Regions from separate parts of the Homo sapiens genome. Here all the other regions are linked to region 6. A link is an interaction called in ENCODE POLR2A ChIA-PET data of the cell type or tissue named here. Cell type or tissue: CD4-positive, alpha-beta T cell. All regions are shown on one strand. Links, peaks and the distances in the headings refer to the core of each region. The heading gives the core; the rest is flanking DNA.

Region 1 (4,950 bases), core at 433-4,432, 250 kb before region 6:
TCCTGCCGAGATCTCCTCCAACTTCCCTCTCCAGCTTCACCACCTGCCTCCCTCCTCTGCTCAACCGGAGCAGGTATTCCCCGGTTCAGTGCACTGAAGCCTGGCTTCTGCCATTTCCTCTGCCTGGAAGGTCCTGCATCTACCTCTTTGTGAACTTACAACCTGTTTGTCTCTTCAGGACCAGCTCAGGTACCACCTAGCTGGAGTCCCTTTGGCCTCTGGTGAATTCCATGTGCATTTCTCCCAGGTCCTGAGGTCCCTGGGTATCTGTCTCATCTCCTTCATCTGTCTGAATCCCAGAGAAGAGCAGGTGCTGCTCTGCCTTGTTCATATCTGTAGTCCTTACCTCCCTTCACTCATAGGCAGCTGCAGATACAGATGGGGTCTGGAGAATTTGGGGATGTGTTGGAGGGATGGGGTGAGAGAGGAGGTCTGGAGAACTCCATGTTCATATCCGATTCTGTCAGAGTTTGAGAAGTGCAACAACAGAAGTAGAACTAACTGACATGCCCCTATGACAGTGAAAAGAACACAGGTCTTGGAATCAGAGAGCCTGGTCTCATCTCCTTGCTAAGTCTCCTTAGACAAACCATTTACCTTTCCCAAGCCTTGGTTTCTTCAACTACAAAAATGTGTATGCCACAAGGATATTGTTTGGATAAAAGAATATCATTCTTGAGGGGGGAAGAAGTGTAAACTGGAAAACACTATGCAAATGTAAACGAATGTGTAAAAGATGTTCTAACCAGTGAAATTGACAAGAGTGTGGCTCAGGTTGCTGCCAGAGGGTGGCAGCAGCAGGCAGGGACTTTGGCCCACGGTCCTTTGAAAAAAGCTACCCTGGAAACTGCCAGAAAGGGATACATTCGCTGGGTTGCCCTGAGATGATCAGCTCATCTGACTGAAGAGATTGCCCTCTCTCCTGGAGTGGGATCTGGCCAGGGCTGAACCAAACCCCAGAAGTCTTCCCTTGAGTGATTTTCCCCAGATGTTTTTTACGGCCACCCTCACCATCACGATGCTGTCCTGAAATTTCCGGCATTCGGTGTAGGTGTTTTCTTGGTGACCTCATCTAGTCTTCACCACAAACTTTTGAGTATAAGTGAGCAGGCCAGATTGTAACTCCTTCCCACAGATCATCATTTTTTTTTTTAAATTTTCATTTTTATAGAGACAGGGTCTCACTATGTTGCCCAGGCTGGTCTTGAACTCTGGCCTCAAGCGATCCACTTGCCTTGACCTCCCAAAGTGTTGGGATTACAGGCGTGAGCCACGGCACCTGGCTGCACCTCACCATTTCAGACATGACAAAACTGAGGCCCAAAGAGGTTACTTTGAAGATCACACAGATACTAAATAGGAAAAAGTTAGAATTTGCATTTTAAGCCTGGGTTTCTTTTTTTAGCTTGAATTCCATTACATCATCACTTCTTTCACCTTGCTTGTTCAGTTATTCATACAACCAGCACTTTTTGGGCTCTTGCAGTTTGCTGGAGAGCTGCATAGACTTCCTACTACTTAGCCATGGTGGCCGCTCTCCTGGCCTAGGCGAGCCGATGTCTCCCACCCTTTCTGTTCAGAGCTAGGGCCTCAGTCTATCTTCCTCTACTCTGGGCAGCAGGCGCCACCTCCTTAGTGTTCTGGGGCTCATATCCCAAGCCCAACAGCTGAGAAAGGGCTCTGTCTCCCCCTGCTCCCTACATCACAGCTTCTTAGATCACAATCTCACAGGCCCTGCTGGCTTTATACTTAGGCAATCCTGAGAAATAACTAGGAAGAGGAGGGTAACAAAAACAAAAATAAAAAGCAGAGAAAAGTAACGCATACCTAAGGAATCATATAAAGTTTCCTAGTTCTTCTCAATCTACAGTTCACGACTTCTCTGCTACGAAGTCTTCAAGCCCTGAGCTTGAGTTCTCCTGACTTACTTCCGAAGGTGAAACTTCTCTATTTTGTCTCTTTTATTCTCTTAAGTTGGCCTCATTATCAGGAACATAGAGGCAATCTGGGAAGAAAGCTGACATTTGTTGAGCATCTCCTAGGGCCAGGCATCGTGCTAGACCCTGGACACACGTCACTTCATTTGACCTCACAATAGGCTTGAGAACAAAGCATTTGTCTTCTTTTACAAATGTGGAAACCGAGACGCAAAGACATGAAATGACATGCCTAAATTCGTGTTTCTAGCATGTGGTGGCTCAAAGCTCTTTTCCCTTAAAGCACATGATTATACAGCTAGCAACAAGCATGTACCCCTTCTCTCAGAGGTGTTTAACGCTTGGGGGAATTCCAAGGTCAGTGACTTTCATATCCGGAACCCAGGCTTCACACAGGAACTGGCACTGTGGGCCGATTCTGTCCTCTCTGCTTTGTGGGTGGGAAGCCCAAGAGGAAAAGAAAACTCAGTTTTTGCCTTGGAGGAGATAACACCTGACAAAGGAACAAGCTCTCAGAGACAGACTTTTTGGCTGGAAAAGAGTACATCTGCTGCCATGGTGCATGCATTGGTGGCCGATAACATTAGGCTGCTTTTGTGAGAACACTCACCTCTTTGCCTGGCAGTGACAATGTTTGTGGAATCTGATTTTGCTGCTGATACTGATACTGAAATTCTGCTGTGATCATCTAGATACAACCAAGATAAACATCAATAGGACCTGGCCACAGACACACAGTGTGGCCTTTCTGATCATCACTGAAGCCCTGGCAAATATCAGTTTTTTTTCTTTTTGTCGTTTTATAAGCACTTTGTTTTATTGCACAGAAGCAATTGAAACTGGACACAGGTGGAAAGTGCGCCCTGGCATAATTCAGTGCCCAGTGCCCGGCCCCACCTGGACCACTCTTCCAGAATAGAGGTCTCTGGGCAAGGGCTTGACCACTCCTTTGGAAAACAGAAGGCATTTGGGAACAGGTTAAGACATCTCAAGCATAATGTGTTTCTAACTGCTTGTGGTCATCTGTCAGTTGCACATAGAGGCAATAAATGCACTTATTTGGAAAGGAGGGGGGCAGTTTTTATAGTCAAGTATTTACGTATGGCATTTGGCATGTATCACATTCGGCTACATAAGCTATCATAACATAATTGTCCATCGCCTCGGGAGGGTGTGGGGGCAGGAGGCTGGGATTGCCCTCTTTTGCTAACATATTGCTAATGAAGTTCCTGTTTGAAGAGGGAGGCCCTGTCATCTAAGCAGTTTCTTCTTACATAAAAAGTAAAAATTGCATTACTCTGATCCTTGAGCTCCAGGACCCTTTTGAGTTTCTTTGGCTGCTCCAGACATTCCTTTCTCCCTGCCTTACTTCCCCTTGGCAGCCTTGTCTTCTGTGGCCTTCTCTGGAGGCCTGCTGTCTTTTTGGTCTGTGCTGGAGGATTTTTCAGCCTTTTCCGCCTTAGGTTCACTGAGCTCCTTTGAGAGGGTCGTCTTTGGCTTTGGGTCTTGGGTTTCTCCTCAGGCTTCTTGAACTCAGTGGCCTTCTCCTCCTTGGTATCTTTTTTCTCCATTGCTGCTGCCGCCTCCTCCCTCTCTGCTGGTTTTCTGGGTTCCTTGGCCTTGGCATCATCTGGTTCCTTCTTGGCCATCTCTGTCTTCTCTTTGGGTTTAGCGTCTTCCTTCACCTCCACCTTGGCAGGAGCCTCCTTCTCTAAGGTGGCTGCTTTTTTCTTATCTTCAGCCTCTTCCTTCTTGGCTTCAACTTTGGATTCTTTGGGCTTTTCGATGGCAGCTTCCTTCTCCTCCACCTCGGGCTTTGGAGCCTCCTTGTTGGATGACTCCTCTTTCTTGCTCTCCTTCTCTGTTTTTGGCGTGGCGGTAGCTTTCTCTTCCTCTGCCTTCTTTGCAGGCTCTTTGACTTTTACGTCCTGGGGCTTCTCCTCCTCCTTCACTGGGGACTTCACCTCTTCCTTCTTTGGGATCTCCTTCTCGGGGGCCTTGGCATCCTCTTTCAGGGGAGACTTCACCTTCTCTGGGAACTTGACCTCCTCTTTGACAGGGCTTTTGGCCTTTTTGGGGGATTTATCTGCAGAGGGCCTTGCTTCCTCCTTTGCTGGAGTGTTGGCTTCTGGAGACTTCACATCAAGAGTCTTGGCCTTCTCAGGGGACTTTGCTTCTTCCTTCACTGGGGACTTGGCCTTCTTTGGAGACTTGGCCTCAGCCAGTGACTTTGCCTCTTCCTTTGCTGGGGACTTGGCCTTCCCGGGGGGACTTGATCTCAGCTGGAGATTTTGCTTCCTCTTTCTGTGGGGACTTGGCCTTAGCCAGTGACTTTGCCTCTTCCTTTGTTGGGGACTTGGCCTTCCCAGAAGACTTCACCTCAGCTGGGGATTTTGCTTCCTCCTTCTCTGGGGACTTGGCCTCAGCCGGTGACTTTGCCTCTTCCTTCACTGGGGACTTGGCTTCCTTCTCTGGGGATGTGGCCTCTTCTGCTAGGGGAGACTTTGCTTCTTCTTCTCCCCCTTTTGCCTCCTCTTCTTCACCCCCTTCTTCCTCCTTGACCTCCTCCTCTTTGGCCTCTTTCTCCTCTTCTTCAGTCACTTTTTCAGTCACTTGGGTCTCCTCTGTCTGTTCCTCCACAATCACAGTTTCTTTCTCAGACTTCTCTACCACTTTGATCTTCTCTTTGCTTTAGACCTTTATGTGAGTGGACATGGAGGGCATTTGGAGGAGTCCTTCTGGAAGTGAGAAAGGAATTGGGCCAAAGCCAGTCTGACATTCCTCACCTTCCAGGAGTTTTCTGTAAGGGGCTATCTCTATATCCAGAGCCATCTTGACATTGAGCAGGTCCTGGTAGTACTCTCGCAGCTGGGCCGCCATTTCTCACTTGGTGTTCCAGCGTCCAGCTGCTGAGTGGCTTCCTGGTAGGAGGCAATGTCGGCCTGATGACGGTCCTCCAGCTCAGAACACTGCCTGTCCAGTGAGTCGATGGTGCTCTTCAGTGCCTCCAGCT
Region 2 (4,950 bases), core at 335-4,334, 220 kb before region 6:
CAACATGGAGAAACGCCATCTCTACTAAAAATACAATATTAGCCGGGCGTGGTGGTGAACGCCTGTAATCCCAGCTACTCAGGAGGCCGAGGCAGGAGAATTGTTTGAACCTGGGAGGCAGAGGCTGCAGTGAGCCAAGATCGCACCATTGCACTCTAGCCTGGGCAACAAGAGTGAAACTTCAACTCAAAAAAAAAAAAAAAAAGAGGTAATTATTTCACCCCAGGGAAAAACTTCTCTTCCTACCTCCCTCTGGAGCCACTGCAAAGACGGCCTTGGGTGCAGGGACTGAAATACCTAACTTACAGCCTAAAGGAGTCCAGAGGGGCCAGCAGGGTGCTCCAGGCCTCTAGCAGCTGGGCACCTTCACAGATTCCCTGTGATTTTAAGAGTACAGGAAAAACTACATTACGAGTAGCTGTAGGCCTGCTTTCATGGACTGAAGTCACACAAAGAAGAAAATCCTGAAGGGTGAGGAGAGGAGGAGTTCTTTCCCTCCTAAGGCCAAGAACATAGGTCTTGAATTTCTGAGAAGCGAGTAAATTTCTAAGGACAAAAAGTTCCTTGCATGTGTTCCAACCTCTTGCCGGAAGGTGGATTGCATGACAGTAGAATTGGGGGAAAGGCAGATCTAACATAGAAATGCCTCAGAAGGAATGTAGTTACTAATATCCTCCATGACTGCTCATAACCCCTTCCCATGCGCTCTAACCATGAGGTTCTTGCTCTCAGGGAACAATTTCTAGGTCAGCACAGAGGTAGGGTTCCAGGTCTGCGTGCTCTCTCTGATCATGGGAGCCCCAGGCACAAAGCCCTCCACCCATGTGTCTTCTTCCTGCTGATTCCTTGAGTTCTCTTGTCCTAGGCTTTCACTCTACCTTATGGTGAGCACTTCTTTCTCTCCTACAAGCTTAGAGTTCTCAGATAGTAGGGGCAACTTCTGCTTCCTCATTGCATCCCCCAAAGCAGCTAGCATGGCGCCTTGCATATAAAAGGTACTCAATATTTACATTGATTTCACCTGGCCAAGATGAACTCTATTGAGGTTTTGTTGTTGCAGATGAGGAGCTGGAGACAAGAGCCCACAGAGTAGCTACTGAAGAAAGGGGCCGGAAGCCCCACCAAATTCCAGCTTCAACCCCTCAGAATCCAGCAACTTCCCAACATCCTCCTCCACCACCTGGTCATCGTTCCCAGGCACCTAGTCATCGTCCCCCGCCTCCTGGACACCGTGTTCAGCACCAGCCTCAGAAGAGGCCTCCTGCTCCGTCGGGCACACAAGTTCACCAGCAGAAAGGCCCGCCCCTCCCCAGACCTCGAGTTCAGCCAAAACCTCCCCATGGGGCAGCAGAAAACTCATTGTCCCCTTCCTCTAATTAAAAAAGATAGAAACTGTCTTTTTCAATAAAAAGCACTGTGGATTTCTGCCCTCCTGATGTGCATATCCGTACTTCCATGAGGTGTTTTCTGTGTGCAGAACATTGTCACCTCCTGAGGCTGTGGGCCACAGCCACCTCTGCATCTTCGAACTCAGCCATGTGGTCAACATCTGGAGTTTTTGGTCTCCTCAGAGAGCTCCATCACACCAGTAAGGAGAAGCAATATAAGTGTGATTGCAAGAATGGTAGAGGACCGAGCACAGAAATCTTAGAGATTTCTTGTCCCCTCTCAGGTCATGTGTAGATGCGATAAATCAAGTGATTGGTGTGCCTGGGTCTCACTACAAGCAGCCTATCTGCTTAAGAGACTCTGGAGTTTCTTATGTGCCCTGGTGGACACTTGCCCACCATCCTGTGAGTAAAAGTGAAATAAAAGCTTTGACTAGACCCGTGTCTGCTCATTGTGTGAAGGATCCCAGTGTCGAGGAGAGGAAGCTGCCGAATAAGAAAGAGCCTCGCTGGTGTGACAGCAGGATCAAATTCAGTCAACTCAATCCGGCTGAGACCTCCTTAGTCCTCACCAGAATGACCCGAACATGCTCCCCAGGTCTCAGCTGCAAAGCTGGGTCCAACAACCTATTTGTAGATTTCCATAATGAATTAAAGCCTCCATGCACAAACGTTAACAGGAGTCACCAGAAAACTTAACATTTTAGGTCTTACTTTCTTGACTGTTCAGACACGGTCATAATGACCTGTACTGTCATCCTTCAAAACAAGGGAATCTATGGATACTGGAGGTGTCATGAACTCATCAGATGACATACAAAAAGATAGGCTAAGAGACAACTCAGTTGAATCAAATCTTAAGTGTCTTAAATGACTATGATTAAAAGGTCAGACCCCATCCCCAGCTAGCAGTCATGCAGCTGTACTTTGAGGGAAGTGGGGAGAAAAAAATAGTTTTCAGTTAGAGTTCTAAAACAATAGGTGGTGAGAAGGCACCTGCTTTGAAATGCTGGTGCCTTGTCTGTGGTCCTGTCTGCCCGCCTTCTCCTTGGCTTCTTAGACTTGCTAAACCTTGTTACACTCTGGCAGGAAGCTCTGAGGGCTAAACCACAAAAACTAAGTACATTCAGGACTTCCTGTGACAGCTCACTGAGGATTGAACTACTTTTTCCTCTGAATCTGAGAGTCTATTTTTCCAGCAACCAGAGTTAATTACTAAGGGCAATGATGAATGAAACCTCATCGCCTCCCAAAATTCAAACACAAAATCCAGCTAGGTAACAATTGCCACAGGATCTACCCAGTAGAGAGATGAGGGCTCTGGCCGGGCATGGTGGCTCGTGCCAGTAATCCTAACACTTTGGGAGGCCAAAGCAGGTAGATCACCTGAGGTCAGGAGTTTGAGACCAGCCTGGCCAACATGGTGAAACCCCTTCTCTACTTAAAAAAAAAAAAAAAAAAATTAGCCGGGCATCGTGGCACGCACCTATAACCCCAGCTACTCGGGAGGTTGAGGCAGAATAATTGCTTGAACCCTGGGGTGTGGAGGTTGCAGTGAGGTGAGATCGTGTCACTTCGCTCTAGCCTGGGCAAAAGAGCAAAACTCCGTCTAAAAAAAAAAAGGAGAGAGAGAGAGAGAGAGAGAGAGAGATGAGGGTCCTAGCTCTGCCCCTTTCTCATTCTTCATGATACCCATGAGTGATTTCATTGGCTATCTCACCAGAACAGCTCATACGCCATTCCCTTAAGAAAATCTTCCCTGGTCTATTCAGCCCTGGGCTCTGCCTTTCTTCTGAACTCCTGTGGCATTACATATGGTACAAAACACATACACCCTATTCAATCCTTCATCGTTCATTCATTCAACGAACATTTATTGAACTTCTACTATGTGTCAGGCTCTGTGCTAGGCACTAGGAAAACAGAGGTGTACAATTGCATCTCTGCTTTCAAGGAGCTCACCACCTGGTAGGCAAGAAACGGACCAACCATGGGACAAATGCAATGCAGTATGATAAATATAGGTCAGAGGCAAGTGCATGAACCCAGAGGAAGGACTTTGAACCCAGACTGAGTGGTAAGACTGGGGTGACAAAGAGGGCTTCCTAGAGGAGGGACGTTTGGGTTGCGTTGTAATAGATTAATTGAACTGGTGAAGCAGAGGTACAGAATTACCCATGTAGAGGCAACAGCATGAGCAAGGCTCATTTGGCTTTCTGTTTACACAAACATGTAGTTTCTTTTTCAACTACTGTATTTAACTGATTTGAAGATGTCATTGATTTTTCAACTACTGTTTTCAACTTTTTGTATTTCTTTTTCTTTTTTAACAACTATATTTAACTAATTTGAAGATGGCATTGATTTTAAGTGGCATCATTCTTTTACATGCCACTAAGAAAGAGAAGAACACTTCTCAGTTGCATTGTAACAAATACTAAGATACAGTCAACTTTCAGTCACAATCCCATTCCTGAGATATTAAAATGTGAAAAAATGTTATTTTATGTTAGTGCATTTTAGAATTGATGAAATGCATAGTAAAGAAGCTTTTTGAGTACAATGACCATTTCTCAATATCGCTGCCAGCACTTTATTGAAGCTATCATTAGCCAATTGATTCAATGGGTGAGCCCAGTCCTGATGAAAGGAAGGGAAGTGAACATACACAACATGCTTGTCCTCCTTATCCAGGGAAGATAAGACAGATTCTCTGCCCTGCACCACCATTAGGTGGGAAACACGAACCTTGCTTAAGATTTGTGCTGCTGTCACCCACCTGTCTGACACTGTGTGACATCCCACTGAACCTGCCCCAGAGCATGGACATTCTGAGAAGTAGTCAGGCCAGCTGCGTAGGAATAGCTTGTAGAGCTTGTGAAAAAAAAAAAAATGCTGACACTTCTGTCAGTCAGGTTGGGGGCCAAATAAACATATTTTTAAACAACCTCTCCAGCTGATTCCAATGGGCATTCAAGTTGTAGACAACCTTGGAGACTATAGATAATGCAGTATTGTAAGAAAAATAAACAGTTGTAGCCCAGTTAGCTATTCCCCCACAAGCAAATCTCCAATAAGAAGGCCAACCATGTTGGAAAAAATATCCACATAATTTAAGGCACTGGAACATCGCAGAGGTTTATATGAAGACAGAAAATTTAGAGGTTTCTGATAGCCTATCTGCCCACCCTAAATAATAGTCTAATACTAGCAGCTGGACCAGCTTAGCTCCAAAAGGGTCTCAACTGTAAACTGGGAAATTTCATCTCAGTCCTCCTGCTCCTTTTCCTTTGCTAATTTTCTAATGTTAGGCTCCTTACCCATGCTCAGTGGGTTGCAGTGACTTGGTGACTCAAGTTCACCAATAAGTTTGCCACCTCAGGACCACTGTACATGCTGTTCCTATTATACATGCTGTTCCCACTGCCCACACTTTTCACCTGGCTCTTCACCTGTCCACATTCTTCTTTCAGAGTTCAGACAGAAAGTCATTTCCTGGGGGAGACCTTTCCTAACTCTTGAACTCCACTGTAACGTGAATCTTGTGTGAGACCATCTCTGT
Region 3 (4,950 bases), core at 328-4,327, 230 kb before region 6:
GGATTCAGTAATGTGACTGTACCCTCCCTCCTTCCCCTCTGGCCAGCTTTTCCCCTTAACTGAAGGTTTTGAAATAATCTTGAGAAAAAGGCACAAACCACAGATTTTTCCTGTGGTTCTGTGTTCCTTTTTGTCCCTAATGTTGATGAAATAAACTTCTAAATTGATTGAGATCTGTCTCAAATTCTTTTTGGTTTACAAAGGTAAGAAGTGAAAATTTCATTTCAGTTCTCTCACAATCTAATACCTGAAAGACAAGCACTGTAAAAAAATTCAGCATCAACCCTTTCAGGCTTTTTTCCAACACATACCTTAATAACAACATAGTATGCTATGGTATACTGGTATACCCATAGCATAGTATAAACATAGTATCATATATAAAAAGGACTAATCCTATAGATATTGTTTTGCAATGTGCTCTTTTCATGTGATTTACCAAAAGCATCTTTCCATGTCTTACTTTTAGGCCTATGTTATACTATTTTGATGGTTATACAATATTTCATAATATGGATATACCATAATTTTAGTTGTTTGCAATTTTTTATTACAAAAATGCTACAACAAACGTCCTTGAACAGAATTTTAAAACATCTGTGCAATCATTTCTGTGGGATAGATTTCTCAAATTAAAATCACTAGGTGAGAAAAAGACATAAATTTTAAAGTTTGGTGGAAATGATAAATTCCTTTCCCCAGAAGGTATTGATTTACATTCCCTCTGATGTTGTATGAGGGTTCATTTCTCCACACACTCATGTTAATAATGTAAATTATCATCTTTTCTAATTTTACCAATCTGATGGTGAAAAATGGTATTTTATAGCTAAGATATATACATATATTTTTGGTCACATTAGACTCCTCTTGTAGGTTTGATATTTCTTCTGCGAAATATTTCTTCTGCAAGCTGATCATTTATATCATTTGCCCATTTTAAAAACTACTTTGTATTGATTGGTAAGAATTATTGGTAAGAATATTTTGAATATTAATAATTTTATATATATTGCAAATATTTTGTCACGCCTTTTCATTTTGTTCCTTATTTCTTCATCTGCATGTAAATCTTACTTCTTTATATCATCAGTTGTGTTCATCTTTTCTTTCTTACTTTGGATTATATGTTATATGTAGCCAGGCCTTCCATACTCAAACTATAGGAATATCTTTCTATATTGTCCTTTTAGCATTATTGTTATTATTTTATTTATTTAGTTATTTATTTTGAGACAGAGTCTCACTCTGCTCCCCAGGCTGGAGTGCAGTGGCACAATCCTGGCTCACTGCAACCTCCGCTTCCCAGATTCAAGCAATTTGCCTGCCTCAGCCTCCTGAGTAGCTGGGATTACAGGCGCACATCACCACACCTGGCTAATTTTTGTATTTTTAGTAGAGATGGGTTTCACCATGTTGGCCAGGCTGGTCTTGAACTCCTGACCTCAGGTGAGGAGGTCCGCCTCGACCTCCCAGAGTGCTGGGATTATAGCTGTGATCCACCACCCCCGGCCTCCTTTTAGCATTATTATAGTATTTTTGCATTTAAAACTTTAATCCAACTGTAGTTCATTATTGTGGATGACGCTCATACAACCATGAGGTAAATATTTGGCTTTCTTTTACCCAGTAACAGCAAACAACTGCTTTGACTTAATTTCATTTCCTTGGCAACTTTCTGACAGATAATATCCATATTTGTACTTAAAGTTGAAAAAGAAAACGAGCACCACTTTTGCAATTTTTACTCACTGTGACCTAAAGAATTATAACCCTGAAAATGTGCTTTGGAAGTCTGTCATGGTTATTTCTCTTTTTAGGCATCTTTTCAGGGCACACCCGTCTCTGCATCACTGTCTGTTTCCTTGTGTCACAAATTTCTGTTCTTTTTTTCTCTCCCTGTTCCCTCTCATTTATTTTTTCTCCTAATCTCTCCTTTTTCTTAACCACCTATAATGTTAATCACTTTAAATGCTTTTGACTCCTTTGTTTTGGTAGTTTAATTATATTTCATAGTCTCTATGCTTCTTTGTTTTGGAATAAGTTTTTATTTATCTAACTGTGAATTTCACTAGAGTTGTAAAATGTATGCCGAACATAGGATTTGGGGATTGCAAGCATTTACAGCTGATATTCAATTTCTTTCTTTTCACCACAAAAACGATTTTAGAACATGAAAAATATCTTTGGAGAAACAAAAAAATCAATTTCCTCATCATTTTATGGGTCTACATTTTTCAATATAATCATATGGGATAAATGTTTGCATTCTGCTATTGGCTTGTGAACATTTACCTATATTTCTATGTGGTCTTGTTAGGGACAGTATACCTAAGTGGATAAAAGGCTGTGTGGTTGAATTTGGCTTCTTGTTTACAAAAGAGTGATCCTTAGTGATCTACTTAGCCTCTCTGTTCCTTTTCTCTTTCACTGAGATGAGAAAACCTATCCTTCCCAATTTTTTTGTGTGAGAATTAAAATGCAGCAAGAAAACACACACTCATAAACACATCTGCTTTGGCAAAGGAGCACATCAGAAGGGCTGGCTTGTGCGCGCTCTTGCTCTCTGTGTATGTGTATTATGTTTTATGTTACTGTAAAAGATGTAAAGAGAGGCACGTGGTTAAGCTCTCGGGGTGTGGACTCCACCAGTCTCACTTCAGTTCCTTTTGCATGAAGAGCTCAGAATCAAAAGAGGAAACCAACCCCTAAGATGAGCTTTCCATGTAAATTTGTAGCCAGCTTCCTTCTGATTTTCAATGTTTCTTCCAAAGGTAAGCATAAGAGTCAAAGAAGTCCCAACCCAGCTTTCCCTGAAAGTGACTCTCAGTAACTCTTTTGCTTTTTATAGGTGCAGTCTCCAAAGAGATTACGAATGCCTTGGAAACCTGGGGTGCCTTGGGTCAGGACATCAACTTGGACATTCCTAGTTTTCAAATGAGTGATGATATTGACGATATAAAATGGGAAAAAACTTCAGACAAGAAAAAGATTGCACAATTCAGAAAAGAGAAAGAGACTTTCAAGGAAAAAGATACATATAAGCTATTTAAAAATGGAACTCTGAAAATTAAGCATCTGAAGACCGATGATCAGGATATCTACAAGGTATCAATATATGATACAAAAGGAAAAAATGTGTTGGAAAAAATATTTGATTTGAAGATTCAAGGTAAGTGTTCATTCCCTTAATTGCTTTATTTCAGTGTGGGTGCTATTTGGCAAGTTGGAAAATAGCATTTCTAATATTCCCCAGCGCTGACCTCTGCCTCCAGGGGGGCTATACAGGAAACCAGATGCATGTCTCCTGCCCCAGTGGAGACTGTGGTCCAATGCGGGAATGGGATCCACACATCTGATAGACCCTCAAGTCTACCTGCCTACAACTCTGTCTTCAGGTGGTTACAGGAATGTGGGGTTGGGTGAAGAACCTGGATTAAGGTGGCATTAATCGGGAGGGGGACACAGGTAGGCCGAGGGAAAAGGCAACTGTTCCAGGTTGCTGATGAATCGGCGAGCTAAGAGTGGGGCGAGAAGAAGAGGCTGACTGGAGAGCAGCGGGCCTTTCATCGACAGAGCCCATTTCAAGCCAGGCTGCCCTGAAGGAGGAGTTATATGGCAGAAAAGGGCTGGAAACAACATATTTAAGGATGAACAGCCCTTATTTTGGATCTGCTTGTCAGAGTGATACAAGGTGGCAGGTGATTTTTGCTGATATGTGTAGAAGATGCACAAGGTGTGGCTTTGTATATCTCTGCCTGTACTGGGAGGACAGGAGTGGATATTGAGGATGGGGTTAGGGAGACTAGTTAGAAAGCTGCTGCTGTAATCCAAGTGGAGTGAGGACCAATTAAATCAGATTTTTTTTGCATGCGGCCTGGGTATCATTAGGTTCTAAAGCTCCCTGGGGGATTCTAATGAGCTGCCAAAGTCAATCGCCACTGGCCTAGACCAAAGGGTGCCTCTAAAATAGGAAGAATGAGGATAATAAGGGTCAGGCATAGAGAAAGGTGGCTTAGGCAAGGGAGAGAAGGTAGAGAAAGTGGAATCGAAATGCCATTGAAGTTGAAAGCCCGGGGGGATGCTGGGGAAGTAGTGACAAGAAGGGAAAAGAAGAAGCTGCGCTTGACTTGGGGAGGCAGACAGGAACCCCAGCATGAGCACAGGCCAGCCATTCAGTGAGCAAATAAGCATTTCTGTGCTTCACACAGAAAATATCACCAGAAGCAGGGACCCCACCTTCTTCCTCTCTGTCTCCAGCCCCATCTTCAGCACCTGGGCCTACCAGCAATCCCAGATAGTGTCAGATTGCCCACTCCAGCAATCCCAGACACTGTCAGCTCCCCTGAAGTGACAACTTTCCACACCCTAGTCCTGCAACCTTGAGTGGAGAGCACCTTGTAGAAATGTAGTGGGGTTGAGCATGGCGCTGAAAAGGGCCTCTGATTATGGGCTCTGGAAACCACAGATCTCAGGACTCCAAACAGCACAAAACTCGAGTGTCCTGTTTTGAGTGTGAGCCCTACGCGGGGGACCATGCTGGTGTTTTCACATTTGGGTCGCATTTAGCATTGCGGCGGAAATAATGGCTACCAGTTAGGGGTCAAGTGCTTGCTTACATGATCTTATTTAAAGCGCCCAACAATACTGAGACCTAGTTGTTATTATCTCCTTGTTATATATAAGAAAACAGAGACCTAGTCAGAAGCAGCTTGTCCAAGGTCTCATTGCTTGACAGGAGCAAAGTCAGGATTCAAACTCAGAGGTCTTTTTGGCAAGAATGACGACCTTTTCTTTTTTTTTCCAAGCAGCTTCATTGAGATAATTCATCTACCATTCAATTTGTCCATATACTAAAATGGCCTTCAGTATATTCAGAGTTTTGTAACCATCACCACAATCAACATTTTCATTGCCCCAAAAAGAAACCCTTCACCCTTTAGCCGAAAG
Region 4 (4,950 bases), core at 598-4,597, 62 kb after region 6:
AATTGACAAATGGGGCTGCTGTGTGGAAAACAAACAAACAAAAAACATTGAAGCAAAACATTGAGTGGTGTTACAGGAGTCTAAAGTGGCTGGGCTTAGCTTCAATATCAAATAAAGGTTACTGGCTCAGCCCAACATCAGCTCCTAACACACACAGGTGTCCAAATATTTCCCTTGAAATTCTTTTATTGATTGAGGAAAGGCATTCAGTTAGGATTAAATGTGGATCATTCAAATGCAGTAAACCAGTAGATTTTCCACCTGGCAACAGAAGGCTCAATGGCAACTCCGTATTTAATAGTAGTCTTTCCATACAAAAGAAACAGTAAATATATGAGCCCTCATCTATCGATGAGATGAAATTGAAGCCACTAACTACTATCTCTTACATTCCTCTACTTAGATTTTTTTGCTTCTTTTAGATGGTGTGCCCAATGAATACATCCAAAAAATTAATACTCAGGAATGTGTGCTCTGGATTCAGACTGCCTGGGTTCAAGCTCTGACGATGTCACCCACTAGCTGTGTGATCTTTGCTGGTTAATCTTGCTTTGCCTCAATTTCCTCATCCATAAAATGGGGATAATACCCATTACTTCACAGAGTTGATTGTGAGGATTAAATGAGATATACATGTGAGGGAGTCAGAACTCATAAATGTTAGGTGTCATCATCATTCTTAACAAGCTAGCCATTCCTGAAAAGGAAACGAGATACTTGCATTTTACTTCTTAATTCTTAGCACACTAGTAGAACAGGATGTGGAAATAGAATGCAAGCATGGGTTTTGCCACGAAATAGGATCATTGCTTGGGTTCTTAGCTCAAAAGGATAATTTAAGGGATAGGTAAGTATAAAGTTTCAGAAGTCAGGATATCAAGGCAGTGTGAACAGAGGAGCATGTGGATAGAATTATCTGAGTGCTTTACAGTTAAATGCAAAGCCAGGGTAGTTTAACCCAAGAGTTCCAAGTAAAGATATGTAATATATGGGAATTAATGAGAAATGGCATCACCAGAGACTCCTATTCTGAGGTACATTGTACCTATATTAATTACCTGTTTCAATTTACATGTAGATTTGAGTGCAAATGGCACATTTGGAAAACAACTATTATGGCAGATAGCAAATAATTAGTTTGGAATCTGTATTAGTCTGCTTGGGCTGCCATAACAAAATACCACCGATGGGGTGGCTGAAATAACAGATACTCATTTTCTCACAGTTCTGTAGGCTGGAAGTCCCAGTCAAAGTGCCAGATGATGTGGATTTTGGTGAGGACTCTCTTTCTGGCTTGTAGACAAGCCACCTTCTCACTGTGTAGTCACATGGCATGACAAAGAAGGCAAACTCTCTGGTCTCTTCTTAGAAGGGCACTAATACCATCATGACCCATCCTCATGACCTCATCTAAACCTAATTATCTCCCAAAGGCCCCATCTTCAAATACCAACACACTGGGGGCTGGGACTTCAATATGTGAATTATGGGAAACATCATTCAGACTATAGCCAAATTGACAGCATAATTAATGAACTGGACTGTGGCTTGTCCTGTACCTATCCAAGGTGTGCACTCTTCATGTCTGTTAACATAGTTCAGATGGAGTAAGTTATCTGAGTGCTACAGGTTTGGTATTTTTTACTGTGCATGTGTACACTTGGGTAGGATTACAACTTAAGAGCAAAACCAGTCAAGTGAACTGAGTAGAATTTCCCCACCTGCCACTTAGCAATGCTCCAGCTCTTCCATCAGAAATAGGTGATCACTGAAGTGTCAGAAACAGTGTCATCATGAAAGAGTGTAAAGATGGAAAGGGATTGCTTAAACATGCATGCAGAGCTCTGGGTGGGAATACAGAAACCCTTGACACCTCCTCCTCTGCAGCTGATCATTAATGCTGTTTCTGTCTGCCCTGAACTCAAGGAGAAATGTGGAGGGTCGAGCAGGGAGGATAGTGGGGAAAGCAGGAGAAGAAGAGAAACAGAGAGAAGAAACAGTGACAATTAGCACATAAGAGTGAGAAGGCAGAAATAAAAGCCAACAAACTACAGAGAAAAAAGAATTGACCAGCTTCTGCCCCATCCAGCTCTGCTCTGAGGCTCAAGTGGGTCTCTCGGATCCACCGTGCCAGCAGTGCTTGCAGCTCCCGAAGAAACTGCTGACCCAGAGAAGGAAGAAGGCTGAGTGCTTGCAGGAAGAAACCCTTCAGACACCAGGGGAGGCAGCAAGCCCCACCACACTGAGGCAAGGCCTGTCTCTGTGGTACAGCAGACAGGAGAAGTCCTGTCTTACTGTGTGTGGAAACAGGTGTGTGGGCTTCCGCTTAGAGTTAGGTGGAAGTTCAGTCTGCAAGGGAGGGTGAGAAAGTACTAAAGAGGAACAGAAGAGCTGGGAAGAGCTAGATCTTTTGAAGGGGATGTCTGCTTCTGCACCACGTGACAGTGGAGGATGCCTTGGATCTTCATCAAAAGAGGTAACTTCCTCTTCTCCTTGAGAGACGCAGCAAATCCCTCACTTACAACTTAGAACCTTCCTAGCTTTCATCCAAATGCATGTAAACCTTGAGAGAGCACCAAGAGGGAGAGAAAGGAGGCGACAGATTCTATAAGAAGTGAGACATGACAGTGTTGTGAGACAAATTGACGTAGGAGATGGTGGTGTGACTGAATCACTAGCCTAGTGTGAGGCGAGGGCCTCTGTTCTGAAGAGCCACCCCACTGAGGCCTCTGGGCTGCTTCCTGTGCTGCTCACCAAGAAAATGCCATGCCATGCTAGGCGCGGTGGCTCACGCCTGTAATCCCAGCACTTTGGGAGGCCGAGGCGGGCGAATCACCTGAGGTCAGGAGTTCGAGACCAGCCTGGCCAACACAGTGAAACCCCATCTCTACTAAAAATACAAAAATTGACCGGGAGTGGTGACGCACGCTTGTAATCCCAGCTACTCAGGAGGCTGAGGCGGGAGAATCGCTTGAACCCAGGAGGCAGAGGTTGCAGTGAGCCGAGATGGTGCCATTGCACTCCAGCCTGGGTGACAGAGCGAGATTCTGTCTCAAAAAAAAAAAAGAAAAGAAAGAAAGAAAATGACATGCCAAGTTAAACTCACTTCCTTTTCTGATGTGCTGCTTTCTGCTAGGCTGGTAAGTCATGGGACAGCTATAGATTCCGCATGCATGAACTGCAGCAAGGCCTTTGAACAAGAGGAACAACGTGGACACTATGTGACTCCATGCTTGGGTGAATGATCATACCCAAGGTGTAAAGACCATGGCAACGTGTTTACCTGTAGGAGATCTCTCCAGGTCTTGCTAAAGCACTCTGCCTTGTTGAGCATTTTTATTGGCAACTTGGATGAAGGGAAAGACAGCAGGCTTGTCAAGTTGACACAGAATTAGGAGATGGCACTAATAAGTCAGTTGACAGGAACAAGATTCAAAGAGATCTGGATAACCTAGAATAATGAATCAAAATTAACATGAAATATAGAATCCATAGTTAAGTTTAGGCAATTAGATGCACCAGATAGGGGAGATGAGCTCACGCATGAAAAATGAAAACAGTGTTTTGGTTGATTGCACACTTGATATATATTATTAGCATAACATACTTATTGAAAAAACAGAGAAAAAGATTTAGAGTTTTCCATTTCATATATAAAATGGTCATATCCAAAATAAAGGAGATAATTATCCCACGGCATTTTTCATATTGAATTTTCTTTGGGATGCCTCAAATTAAGCATACATTCATCAAAAAATACTGGCGAAACCCCATCTCTACTAAAAATACAAAAATTAGCCAGGTGTGGTGGCATGTGCCTGTAATTCCAGCTACTCGGGAGGCTGAGGCAGGAGAATCGCTTGAACCCAGGAGGCAGAGGTTGCAGTGAGCTGAGATCGTGCCACTGCACTCCAGCCTGGGCAAAAGAGTGAGACTCTGTCTCAAAAAAGAAAAAGCAAAATACTGGTGAGGGGGTGTCGGAGGGAGAAAAGTAATTGATGCAGTTGGACAAGTTTCTCTGGGCAAAGAGAATGCATGTGAAGTGCAGAGAGGATGAAATAGTCATATTCATATATTTTAAAGTGATGTAAAAATGGATCAGGTGTATTTTGTTTAATTCCACATGACAAGAAAGTGGAAGTTTCAGACAGAAAGATTTCTGCTCAATATGCATTAGAATTAACTAACATTTCGACACACCCAAACAGAACTTGCTATAACCAGAAGTTTCTATGCTGAATCCATTAGGGATGCTGTGGAAGGGATTTGGGAGGATGCATTAGGTGGCTTTAGGGTTCCTTCTACCCTATGATTTCATCCATTCCATTTAACAGATACTTATGGAATGTTTACATGCTGTGTATACAGTGATTAGTGAGCCAAACAGAAATAAGTCCCTGCTTTCTTGGCAATTACACATATAGTCCATGGAGAAGACAGACGATAAACAAGTCAACAGACAACTCTGAAATAAATGTTATGTGGAAAGCAAACCGGATACTGAGAGAGAACAAGGAAGAACCTTTGTAGATAAAGTAGTCAGGGCAAGTCTCACTGAGATGGTGCTTGCTGAGACCTACAGGATGAAGGGCTAAGTTTTTAAAGAACTGAGGAAAGCATTCCAGGCAGAAAGCACAATATGAATGCAGGCCTTAGGGTAATACAAAGCTTGGCACACTGAGGAACAGAAAACAGGTTAGGGCGGCTGCAATATAATGGGTGAGGAGTGGCGTGGCTGTCTGTGAGAGTGAAAGCAGGAAGGGCCAAACCGTGCAGCGCCCGTAGGAACCAAAAGGATGACTTAACCTTTTTCTCTAAGTTTAACAGAAAGTCACTGAAGAGTTATAGGCAAAGTAACAGAACCTGACTCATGTTTTAAAAGGTTGATGAGTTCTTTAAGGCCATTTTAGTACTAAAAAATAGCAGCAAAAACCAGAGGCTGCTCTGCTC
Region 5 (4,950 bases), core at 548-4,547, 110 kb before region 6:
GTGTGTCCCTCTCCACCTCCAGCCACCTGTGTATTCCTCCGCTGATAGGCTCCTCTCGCCGTCCAGCTGCCTGTGTGTCTGCCTGCTAGGGTCTCCGGGGTTTTTATAGGCACAGGATGGGGGTGTGGCAGGCCAGGGTGGTCTTAGGAAATGCAACATTTGGGAAGAAAAACAAAAATGCCTGTCTCACCTAGGTCTGTGTGGGTAGAGCTCTAGCCAGGGACCACGCCCTCCTCTACCCAGCACTTCCCTTCCCCCATTCTATATCATTTAAAGGGACCATGCTTTTCCCTTCCCAGCACTGCTATTGCAGTACAAATTTATGGTTTAGTTAGGGTAGGTTAAATGGCTACCAGTAGTTGACCTAAGAATTTAATCACTCTAATACAAAAAATACATTTCTCCTTCTTTTTTTTTTTTTTTTTTTTTTTCTGAGACAGAGTCTTGCTCTGTCGCTCAGGCTGGAGTGCAGTGGCACAATCTTGGCTCACTGCAACCTCCGCCTACCAGGCTCAAGCGATTCTCCTGCCTCAGCCTGCCAAGAAGCTGGGATTACAGGCATGCACCACCACGCTTGGCTAATTTTTTGTATTTTTAGTAGAGATGGGGTTTCGCCATGTTGGTCAGGCTAGTCTTGAACTCCTGACCTCAGGTGATCCACCTGCCTCAGCCTCCTAAAGTGCTGGGATTATAGGCATGAGCCACCACGCATGCAACTGTCCAGGATAGGTGCTCCAGAGATTCAGGGACCCAGACTACATGAGTCTATGTCTTCGTAAGCAAAGGACTCATGTTAGTGAATAGTCTGACTAAATGTCTTATCTTAGACATTTTCCTATTAAGAGGTATAGATCTGCAATAAGAAAGTAAATTCTGCTGCTTAGTCAAAACTCAGAATTTTCAGCCAATAGAATTTAGTGTATGTGACAATAGGGCATCTGTATTAGAGAATGCCCATTTAAGGCTCTCTTAATTGCCCAATCTGAACCCATAACGCTGTGGGGCTATTATGAGCTTTGCACAAACCTGGATTCAAATATTGCCATTCCTATTACTTACTGCCTATGTGACTTTGGGCAAATTACTTAATCTTTCTGAACCTTTGAATGCAGATATTAAAACAAACCTACCCAATGTGTAGATTTGATTTGATATAATATATATCAAATAGATATATAAGTTTGGCATTTACTAAGTGTTGAATAAATGGTAGCTATACTTATTTGAGGAGCTCACAGTTATGATATCGGAACGTGGGTATGAATTTGGACAGATCTGTGTTTGGATCCTCATTCTTGCTAGTTGTATGTATGACCTGGGCAATTCTTTCCTTATTAGGTTCCTCATCTGTTAAATAGGGATCATAATACCTATCTCTGAGTGTGGTTATAAGGATTATACACAAAAGACTCCTAGTATAGTAATTAACACAAACATTCATTCAATATAAGGCTTCAGTTCTTGTTTTTATTTTTATTACTTTCTTTTCAGATTAAGAAGGCAATGTATGCTCAACTAATTTTGAAAAATACAAAAGGTTATGAAGGAGGAAATAAAAACCTACTGAACATCCACTACCTGGAAGACATTGTCAATGTTATATCTTGAGGGCTTCATTCCAGCCTTTCTTTTTTTATTAGGCTATTGTTTTTAAAGCTATGGACTGTGGAGTTCCCTTTGGTTCTATACACAGGGAGTTCCCCACTTTGTGTTGTGAAAGGGAAGCCAGAAATCCCTACCAGTGTAAAAATAACCTCCCCATTAAAACCAAAAGCCTCCAGTTAATAATAGAGAGCTTCAAGTGAAGAAATAATAGCCCTTCCTAAATTAGGCTAGATTTGCTGCCATCTTGGAAAGAGGAATGAAACCCCATAGGAATAGGAAGGGCTGGGAAGATCTGGGGGTGTGTGTGAGTCTGGGGCTGCTGAAGACACTTGACCAATTTACAGTCTCGCCGTGGGCTAGTTCTGCTAGGAGAACATCTAGTACTGATTCCAGTCAATAGGGTATTCTAGTCACAGAAGGACTGTGAGATTTGGCAAAGATCACAAAGCAAGAAATGCAGACAGAAACACTCAAAAATTGCAGCTTGGGATAGAGCAGAAGTAAAACCCCAAATTCTGGATTCACATGTTCTGACATACCCAGTTTATCTGGAACAAGAATCAAAAATTTAAACTGAACAGCTACCAATCAGGACTTATGTCTTCCCTAAAAGGCTCTGCAGTATGGGCACTCAAGGAATATTTTTAAAAAAAATAATCAGTGATAATCTGATAATGAAATAACAGATGAGTTTGTCATTTTAATTTCTGTACCTCCCCTTCCTATTATCACTGCCCAGACATTTTGCCTTAGTCTTTAAAATGTAAATTTACCTACAGCTATTCATTCTGCCTATTCTAATGCCTGTCAAACCAAAATGAAAGAAAACTGTACCAAGGCAAGTCTGAGATCTTCGTCTCAATCAGTAAAATCTTCCGCGGAAGCTTGCACTACTCAAGCAAGACAGATCTGAGCTCTTGATACAGTTAGGAAATGTGACCTACTTTAAAACCCAGCAGAGTGTGTGTGTGTGTGTGTGTGTGTGTGTGTGTGTGTGTGTGTGATGAAAGTGAATTGTTTTGCTGAAATCTGACACTAAAAATAGGGCACCGGATCCTTCCCCTGCTGGAAAAAGAAAAAAAAGAAAGACATTAAAATGAGTGTGTGTCTGTATGTCTGGGAATATGTCTCCATGGCAACCATTGTCCCACCTCCCCTATCAACAGCATTACCCCTCTCCACGGAAAGAGGGCATATGAACGCCTTTCCCAGCACCCCTCTCAATCCCTTACTCCATGAAATCTAATTAAAGAGTGAAATGAATTTTAGCGCTGGTTCCAGAGGCTGGGAGAAGTCCACGACTTGGGGGCAGGGTAAAGAGAGGAGCGCTGGGGGAGGGACAGGGAGACCTGCCCTTCCACACTGGAGCAGCAGCACGCGACTCTGTTCTCATTTTTAAAAAGAGCCACAGCTCCCACGCTGAGGAGCTGGAAGGGAGTGATAAACCTGCCATGCAACGATGTTATTACTTTAATGGATACAGGACCGGTTGAGCACTTTATTTCCACCAGGGCTTTTTACTTTGCATCTTCCCTTTCCACAACATCCAGTTTTCCTCAGACACTCCCCCCTTTACTAATGAACGTTGTCCCCATTTCTAATCCCGCTCAGGTGAGGGAGAAAGCAAGCATTATTTGAGATAATAGGTCTGCCTCTGGGGTGAGGCGTATGAGTCAATCACACTGGTGAACAACCCCACCCCCCAACCTCAAAAATCCTTTTCTGTATAGATTAGAAGCCAGAGAAGAATAGGGGGACATGGAGTGGTGAGGAAGACACTCTGGGGAGGTTGAAGCTGATTTGGGCAAATGAGCTTCAGGGTTTTTTTAGCATCTGCCAGGGACCTCCCTTCCCCCTTTCCAGCAGCTGCCTGCCCTCCCTCCTCCTTCCCCCACCTTTAGTGTCCAGTCAGCAGCAGCTCAGGCGCCTCCCTCTCCCTCCTTTTTGGCCATCCCTGCCCTTAGCTATCTGGGCATCTGTTCCTCATTCCTGCATCCAAACATTTTCTCCAGGTTGGCTGTCAGTCCGGCATTGTGCTGCAGGGGTCTCAGCTGGAGCAGAATTGCCTTCACATGAGCATGAGCATTCGGACAGGTCTGGACTTGTCCCTCTGACAAGGAGGAAGCGGTGGCAGGAAGCCTGTGGGCCCTCCTGGGAGAGAGGGGAGAGTTAGTTTTACACGGGCTCCAACTGTGTGATGTTTCAGCGACAAGAAGAAGGAAGAGCATGAAGAGTAAATCGGAGCCTGTCACTCAGACTTGTGTCTTCTGTCCTGGTGGACTGAGTGTGGCGGGCTGCAAGCACAAGGAAAGTCAAAGATGTGCTTTTTTACCCACAACAGGGTGGCAGGGTCGAGAGTCGATTGGCACAGGGCAGCCAGCGTGTGACTGTGGGCACCAGCAGGAGACAGCACCAGCTGTGGCATCTGCAGTAGCCGCCACCTTGACTGCCAGCCCTGCCGCTTCAGCAGCAGGCACCTCCATGTCCTTGGAAGGGATAACCAGCCTCTCCACCTGGACAGTGGGCCTTAAGCGAGCCTTCCCTTCTTGCAGCCAACTGAGGCAGCCGGCACCCTTGCTTGCCAGATACCCTGAAGCGTTCTGGAAAAAGTCAGGGAAGACCCACAAGCATGGGTCACTGTCAAACCAGAGAAATTCCTCTGACTTTAGTTTTTTTTTTTTTTGCCCAGGTTGATGTGGCTTAGGGCACATGGCTTATCCACAGTATAATCATGAGAACCAATATTTACTAAGTCCTCACTCTGGGCCAGAAATTCTTCTAAGCATTTACCAACTCACTTAGACTTGCAAGAGCCTGTGAAACAGATGTCATTCTTGTCTCCATTTGACAGAGGAGGTAAGAATATTCTCAAGGTTATATAGCTAGAAAGTGGCAGTGGCCAGGGTGCGATGGCTGACGCCTGTAATCTCAGCACTTTGGGAGGCCAAGACAAGTGGATTTCTTGAGCCCAGGAGTTTGGGACCAGCCTGGGCAACATAGTAAGACCTCATCTCTATAAAAATTTAAAAATAAATAAATAAAAAGTAAAAATACAGCTAGAAAGTGGCAAAGTTATGGTCTCAAATCAGACAGTTTGAACTCAGAGCCCATGTGCTGGCCTCTCAGACTGGGATCTACTCAGTCACTGGACAACAACAAATCTCCAGTCTTCATCAGATTATCTGATTTTTTCCAAATTGCTTAGGAATTCTTTAAACATCAAAAATTCATTATATAACCATTATGTAAATAACATCATTAAAAGCATGTTCAAATGAGAAAAAGAAGTCACTACTAAACTTACCACCCCAAAGCAACTGATTTTATATATGCATGCTTTTTTGA
Region 6 (4,950 bases), core at 294-4,293:
CTTTTGGCCTGGACAAGGCTCCTGTGCTCCTGTCTTCCCTGGATCGGAAGGGCATCGTGACCACCTCCCGGAGGGACTGGAAGAGCGACCTCAGCCTGGAGCGCGTGAGTGTGCTGGAATTCTTGCTGCAAGTGCATGGCTCCGAGGACCAGGACTTTGGCAACTACTACTGTTCCGTGACTCCATGGGTGAAGTCACCAACAGGTTCCTGGCAGAAGGAGGCAGAGATCCACTCCAAGCCCGTTTTTATAACTGTGAAGATGGATGGTAAGAATGTCACCCAAATTTCTCAGTGTTTGGGAATGTCTTCTTCTTGTGCCAGGCTGTAGCTGACAGAACCCAGGTGGCCACAGTTTGAGGAATGTGCCATAGCACGTCCTGCTTTCTTTCTAGACCTGGCCTGAGCCTGCACCCAGAAGGGCACCAGCAGCCCTTGCAGTTTCCCCAGCTTTGCTATTATGTGCTAGTGTCACCATTGATAAATAATTTTCAAGACTTACTAGAAAAATTTTCAAGGCTTTGCCTCTTCCATAAATTTATAGAAACTCGCTTTATGGTGTCCGAGGGTTGGCATGGATTCTGCTAGGCACAGGCAGAGAGCAGCCTTGAGAGAGAGGGCTCAGGTCAATAGGGGAGGCTATAGCTTAGGGACCTGCTACTCTCACTACCACTGGTTTTGCTTCTTAAGAGAGACTCATGGCTGGGCACAGTGGCTCACGCCTGTAACCCCAGCACTTTGGGAGGCCGAGGCGGGCGGATCATGAGGTCAGGAGTTCGAGACCTGCCTGGCCAACATAGTGAAACCCCGTCTCTACTAAAAATACAAAAAAGAAAAACAAAATTAGCCAGGAGTGGTGGCGGGTGCCTGTAATCCCAGCTACTCGGAGGCTGAAGCAGGAGAATTGCTTGAACCCAGGAGGTGGAGGTTGCAGTGAGCCGAGATCGCACCATTGCACTCCAGCCCAGGCGACAATGGGATACTCCATCTCAAAAAAAAAAAAAAGAGACTCCTTCTGGAGTCAGTGGCACAGAGTGGGTACTTCACGGAGCCCCAAGATGGGAGGATGAGCTCCCAGCCTCGTTGGCCCACGATGAACACCAGGGTCAACCTAACTAGACAGTCAGAGCTTTGTTCCTTGAGCATCCCAGAGTGGGGACAGTTGTTCCTTGGTTTACAAAAAACATGTCTCCTTTGTGGAAAATTTCAGAAAGTACATGTTAGTCGAAATAACTCCATAAAGAGAATTAAAGTCCAGGGGCCTCCGAGGATGAGTAAAAGCCTTTTGAGTGTTTCCCTAGTGATCAGTCAGATGGAAATTGGAGCCCTAGCTCTTCCACAGACTACTTAGCCTTTCTGATCCATTTTCTCTCGTAAAATGGGATAATAGTCTTCTATGGGGCTATTTCGAAAATTAAACCTTAGCAAACGTAAAGCACCTAGCCCAGTGGCAGCGTCCACCCAAGGAGCATGGGTACTTATGGGGAAAGGAAGGTGGGATTTCAAGGGTGGAGTCTAAATGGTGTTTGTGCATTTCTGACACTTAAATCATCTGTACCATATTTTGCATCTTAGGAATTCCTTGCTTGAAGTAACTCCGTATAAAAACCCAGATTTAACAAACAGGGGAGTGATTATTCACTTTGCTAGATAATTTAGTATAGTGTTACTTAAAATAGCTCCCTTAGTACACTTCAGTTATTTGATGCATAGGATTGATTTATGCATGGTTTTTTTAAGGATGCATCTGCTGCTGAACGTGCGGTGCCCTTATACTGACTTTTAAAAATCAATCTTTTGCCAAAACCCTAAAAAGCAAGTTGACATTCAAAGGCATCGAGTGAAATCTTCTTTGTGGTTTTTATTCTCCCCGCAGAGCTGGGTAGGAAGACATTTGCTCATTTTTGTGACAGATAAGGCTGAGCTTCTCCTGTCTCCAGTGGTGTGCTAGGTGCTAGATGCAGGAGGAATGAGACCTTATCTCTCGGGAGATCCTGCTCCAGTGGGGAAGGGAGGCGAGGGTGCCCCCAAAGCGGCCTCCCTCGCAGCACTGACTGGCTTCCCCTTTGATCTCTCCCTCCCAGTGCTGAACGCCTTCAAGTATCCCTTGCTGATCGGCGTCGGTCTGTCCACGGTCATCGGGCTCCTGTCCTGTCTCATCGGGTACTGCAGCTCCCACTGGTGTTGTAAGAAGGAGGTTCAGGAGACACGGCGCGAGCGCCGCAGGCTCATGTCGATGGAGATGGACTAGGCTGGCCCGGGAGGGGAGTGACAGAGGGACGTTCTAGGAGCAATTGGGGCAAGAAGAGGACAGTGATATTTTAAAACAAAGTGTGTTACACTAAAAACCAGTCCTCTCTAATCTCAGGTGGGACTTGGCGCTCTCTCTTTTCTGCATGTCAAGTTCTGAGCGCGGACATGTTTACCAGCACACGGCTCTTCTTCCCACGGCACTTTCTGATGTAACAATCGAGTGTGTGTTTTCCCAACTGCAGCTTTTTAATGGTTAACCTTCATCTAATTTTTTTTCTCCCACTGGTTTATAGATCCTCTGACTTGTGTGTGTTTATAGCTTTTGTTTCGCGGGGTTGTGGTGAGGAAGGGGTGATGGCATGCGGAGTTCTTTATCTTCAGTGAGAATGTGCCTGCCCGCCTGAGAGCCAGCTTCCGCGTTGGAGGCACGTGTTCAGAGAGCTGCTGAGCGCCACCCTCTACCCGGCTGACAGACAACACAGACCTGTGCCGAAGGCTAATTTGTGGCTTTTACGACCCTACCCCACCCCCTGTTTTCAGGGGTTTAGACTACATTTGAAATCCAAACTTGGAGTATATAACTTCTTATTGAGCCCAACTGCTTTTTTTTTTTTTTTTTTTGCTTCTCTGCCCCTTTTCCATTTCTTTTGTATTTGTTTTCTGTGAGAGCACTGAAATGGCAGCCCTGGAATCTACAATTTGGCTCTCCACTGAGCACCTTATCTTGCCACCTTAGCCTTAAGAATGAATATGAAGAAAAATACACAGCCACCTCTGTCCAGGGCAGTAAGAAGGGCTGCAAGGAAGGGGAGGATGGGGACAAGGAAAGGATCAGATACCTGCTCCAGTAGTTGTGAGGCCACTGTGTCTCAGGGGACTCCAGGAGGAGCAGAAGAGGGATCCCACGAAGTTATTCTTACGCAGCTGGGGCCAGGAGGGTCAGAGTGGTGCCAGGTGCAAGTTAGGCTAAAGAAGCCACCACTATTCCTCTCTCTTGCCCATTGTGGGGGGCAAAGGCATTGGTCACCAAGAGTCTTGCAGGGGGACCCACAGATATGCCATGTCCTTCACACGTGCTTGGGCTCCTTAACCTGAAGGCAAATTGCTACTTGCAAGACTGACTGACTTCAAGGAATCAGAAATTACCTAGAAGCACCATGTTTTTTCTATGACCTTTTCAGTCCTTCAGGTCATTTTAAGGTCCACTGCAGGGGGTTAGTGAGAAAGGGTATACTTTGTGGTATGTTTTGCTTTCCTAATAGGGACATGAAGGAAACCCAGCAATTTGCTGTTATGTGAATGGCCTGTAGAGCAGAGTCAAGAGCGGTGTGCTTTGCCCGACTGCTCCCATCAGGAATAGGAGAGTAGACAGAGATCTTCCACATCCCAGGCTTCTGCTGCTGCTTTAAAAGCTCTGTCCTTGGAGCCTCCCGCTCCCTGAAGTGTCTCGCCCCCTGCACAGCACTGGCCTTTCGGAAGCATCCCAGTAGGGTTTTCTGAGGCTCGCTGGTGACTCATGCCCTAATTGCAATCCTCTGCTTTTATCTTGACTTTGAAGGATCTAACACTGCTCTCTCTTCCAAAGGGGAAAAAAAGATTCATTTGTTTTGAGCAATAAACTAATACAAAATGATGGCCATTCATGTGCAGCTCTTTGTCACCATGGGCCGGATGAGTTGTGCTCCTCCTGGCTCACCATTTCCCCCTGCTCCCCCACAGCCGGTTCTGCACTTATCACCGAGTCGCCCCTGGAAGCAGATTCCCATTGAGTTTTCCCCACCAAGGGGACCATGCACATGGTAGAAACATTAGATTCTGCATTGACAGTAGCCTTTCCTTGGCCCGGGCCTGTGGTGGGAAGACGGGCAACAAGTATACCCCACCAGGGCCTGAGTGACTAGAGGAAGAGGACGAGGCCTTGTTGGCACTAGATTTGGGTATTTTCTGCATGTCATAACATATCCTAACTGCTATTTCAGAAGAGGCAGCTTGTAGGTGATTGTACAAGTGAGAATTAAAGAGAGAACAGATATTTAAACAGGTGCTGTATTAGTAACAGCCAGTGCCCTTTCAGCCCTTGCATCTATTAAAAGGAGATTCAGGATTTTATTGGCACAGGCCCTTCTTAGTAGGAAGAAAGGGTGCTTAGCTTTGGACCTGACCGGGTGTGTGTAAAACCATGGACTGAGTCACAGCAGACACTCGATGGTGGTAAATGTGATGGGTGCTTACACACTGTACCTTTTCCTTTCATACTGATGCTGCAGTTCAGGGCTGGAGTTGTTAAGGCATTGACCTCCACCCACCTGCCCCATGTCCACTGGGCTGCCCAAGCTGCATGTCACCTGAGGGCTGGCAGGAAGGGGCGAGAAATCCCAGGGCATTGTACCAAGGACCTAGTTCCTTCTAGGGATATAAATTTCCAGGAATGTGTATTTTTAATGTGGTGAGATGCACTCTTTTGTTGTACCAAATAGGGCTCCCCACCCCACCCCTGCGACAAGTGCTCTTCTAGAACAGGTTCCTACCAGCAGCACTGGTGTGAATGAAAGAGAGACCCAGCCGCGTCTCACACAGGTGGAATTGCACTTCTTAACAAAAAGGAACTTTATAAAAGTTTGGGATTTTTTTTCCTAATCATAAAAATAGCCCCAGAAAGAGCCTAAGCTATGTTCAGATAGAAGCCTCGAAATTCCTGT

Evidence for each region. Peaks named below come from ENCODE experiments on the same cell type or tissue, not always from the same donor. Only the 100,000 strongest peaks of a DNase experiment are listed, where the experiment ranks them.
Region 1: POLR2A ChIA-PET joins it to region 6 with 36 read pairs; 7 of 35 experiments call an interaction of 5 or more read pairs at or near these places.
Region 2: POLR2A ChIA-PET joins it to region 6 with 16 read pairs; 7 of 35 experiments call an interaction of 5 or more read pairs at or near these places.
Region 3: POLR2A ChIA-PET joins it to region 6 with 13 read pairs; 6 of 35 experiments call an interaction of 5 or more read pairs at or near these places.
Region 4: POLR2A ChIA-PET joins it to region 6 with 15 read pairs; 7 of 35 experiments call an interaction of 5 or more read pairs at or near these places.
Region 5: POLR2A ChIA-PET joins it to region 6 with 31 read pairs; 5 of 35 experiments call an interaction of 5 or more read pairs at or near these places.

What each region holds. Positions count from the first base shown.
Region 1 is chr1:116,736,679-116,741,628 of GRCh38, forward strand. It overlaps the pseudogene NEFHP1. Among named protein-coding and RNA genes, the nearest start is that of CD2, 15 kb to the right of the region's middle. RefSeq lists enhancers at 1,429-1,728, 2,197-2,406. In CD4-positive, alpha-beta T cell, for the core only: CTCF peaks have their summits at 785 (motif pointing right) and 984; DNase peaks (open chromatin) are centred at 913, 1,373 and 2,293; H3K4me3 peaks cover 338 bases; H3K27ac peaks cover 4,000 bases.
Region 2 is chr1:116,767,404-116,772,353 of GRCh38, forward strand. It overlaps CD2 (CD2 molecule), which reads left to right. Exons shown (of 5, transcript NM_001767.5): 5 at 1,061-1,826. The coding sequence ends at 1,380. Among named protein-coding and RNA genes, the nearest start is that of CD2, 15 kb to the left of the region's middle. RefSeq lists enhancers at 1,814-3,313, 1,814-3,113, 1,814-2,913, 2,246-2,775 and cis regulatory regions at 2,261-2,281, 2,349-2,372, 2,447-2,469, 2,544-2,575. In CD4-positive, alpha-beta T cell, for the core only: no CTCF peak of the experiment used is centred there; DNase peaks (open chromatin) are centred at 1,518, 1,738, 2,438 and 3,478; H3K4me3 peaks cover 289 bases; H3K27ac peaks cover 3,154 bases.
Region 3 is chr1:116,751,780-116,756,729 of GRCh38, forward strand. CD2 (CD2 molecule) reads left to right here and starts at 2,651. Exons shown (of 5, transcript NM_001767.5): 1 at 2,651-2,774; 2 at 2,852-3,172. The coding sequence starts at 2,714. RefSeq lists promoters at 171-2,768, 2,326-2,768, cis regulatory regions at 401-900, 1,238-1,267 and a silencer at 901-1,404. In CD4-positive, alpha-beta T cell, for the core only: a CTCF peak has its summit at 2,834; a DNase peak (open chromatin) is centred at 2,622; H3K4me3 peaks cover 2,350 bases; H3K27ac peaks cover 3,234 bases.
Region 4 is chr1:117,046,884-117,051,833 of GRCh38, forward strand. CD101-AS1 (CD101 antisense RNA 1) reads right to left here. Exons shown (of 4, transcript NR_110786.1): 2 at 3,284-3,451. Among named protein-coding and RNA genes, the nearest start is that of CD101-AS1, 10 kb to the right of the region's middle. In CD4-positive, alpha-beta T cell, for the core only: no CTCF peak of the experiment used is centred there; DNase peaks (open chromatin) are centred at 2,378, 2,678 and 3,168; H3K4me3 peaks cover 109 bases; H3K27ac peaks cover 1,736 bases.
Region 5 is chr1:116,875,616-116,880,565 of GRCh38, forward strand. It overlaps LOC105378927 (a long non-coding RNA gene), which reads left to right and starts at 4,403. Exons shown (of 3, transcript XR_001737804.2): 1 at 4,403-4,461. RefSeq lists enhancers at 3,046-3,577, 3,073-4,272, 3,578-4,109, 3,638-3,927, 3,978-4,057. In CD4-positive, alpha-beta T cell, for the core only: no CTCF peak of the experiment used is centred there; DNase peaks (open chromatin) are centred at 2,616 and 3,376; H3K4me3 peaks cover 779 bases; H3K27ac peaks cover 1,624 bases.
Region 6 is chr1:116,984,719-116,989,668 of GRCh38, forward strand. PTGFRN (prostaglandin F2 receptor inhibitor) reads left to right here. Exons shown (of 9, transcript NM_020440.4): 8 at 1-267; 9 at 2,083-4,950. The coding sequence ends at 2,249. Among named protein-coding and RNA genes, the nearest start is that of CD101, 15 kb to the right of the region's middle. In CD4-positive, alpha-beta T cell, for the core only: no CTCF peak of the experiment used is centred there; DNase peaks (open chromatin) are centred at 2,193 and 2,673; H3K4me3 peaks cover 1,104 bases; H3K27ac peaks cover 1,317 bases.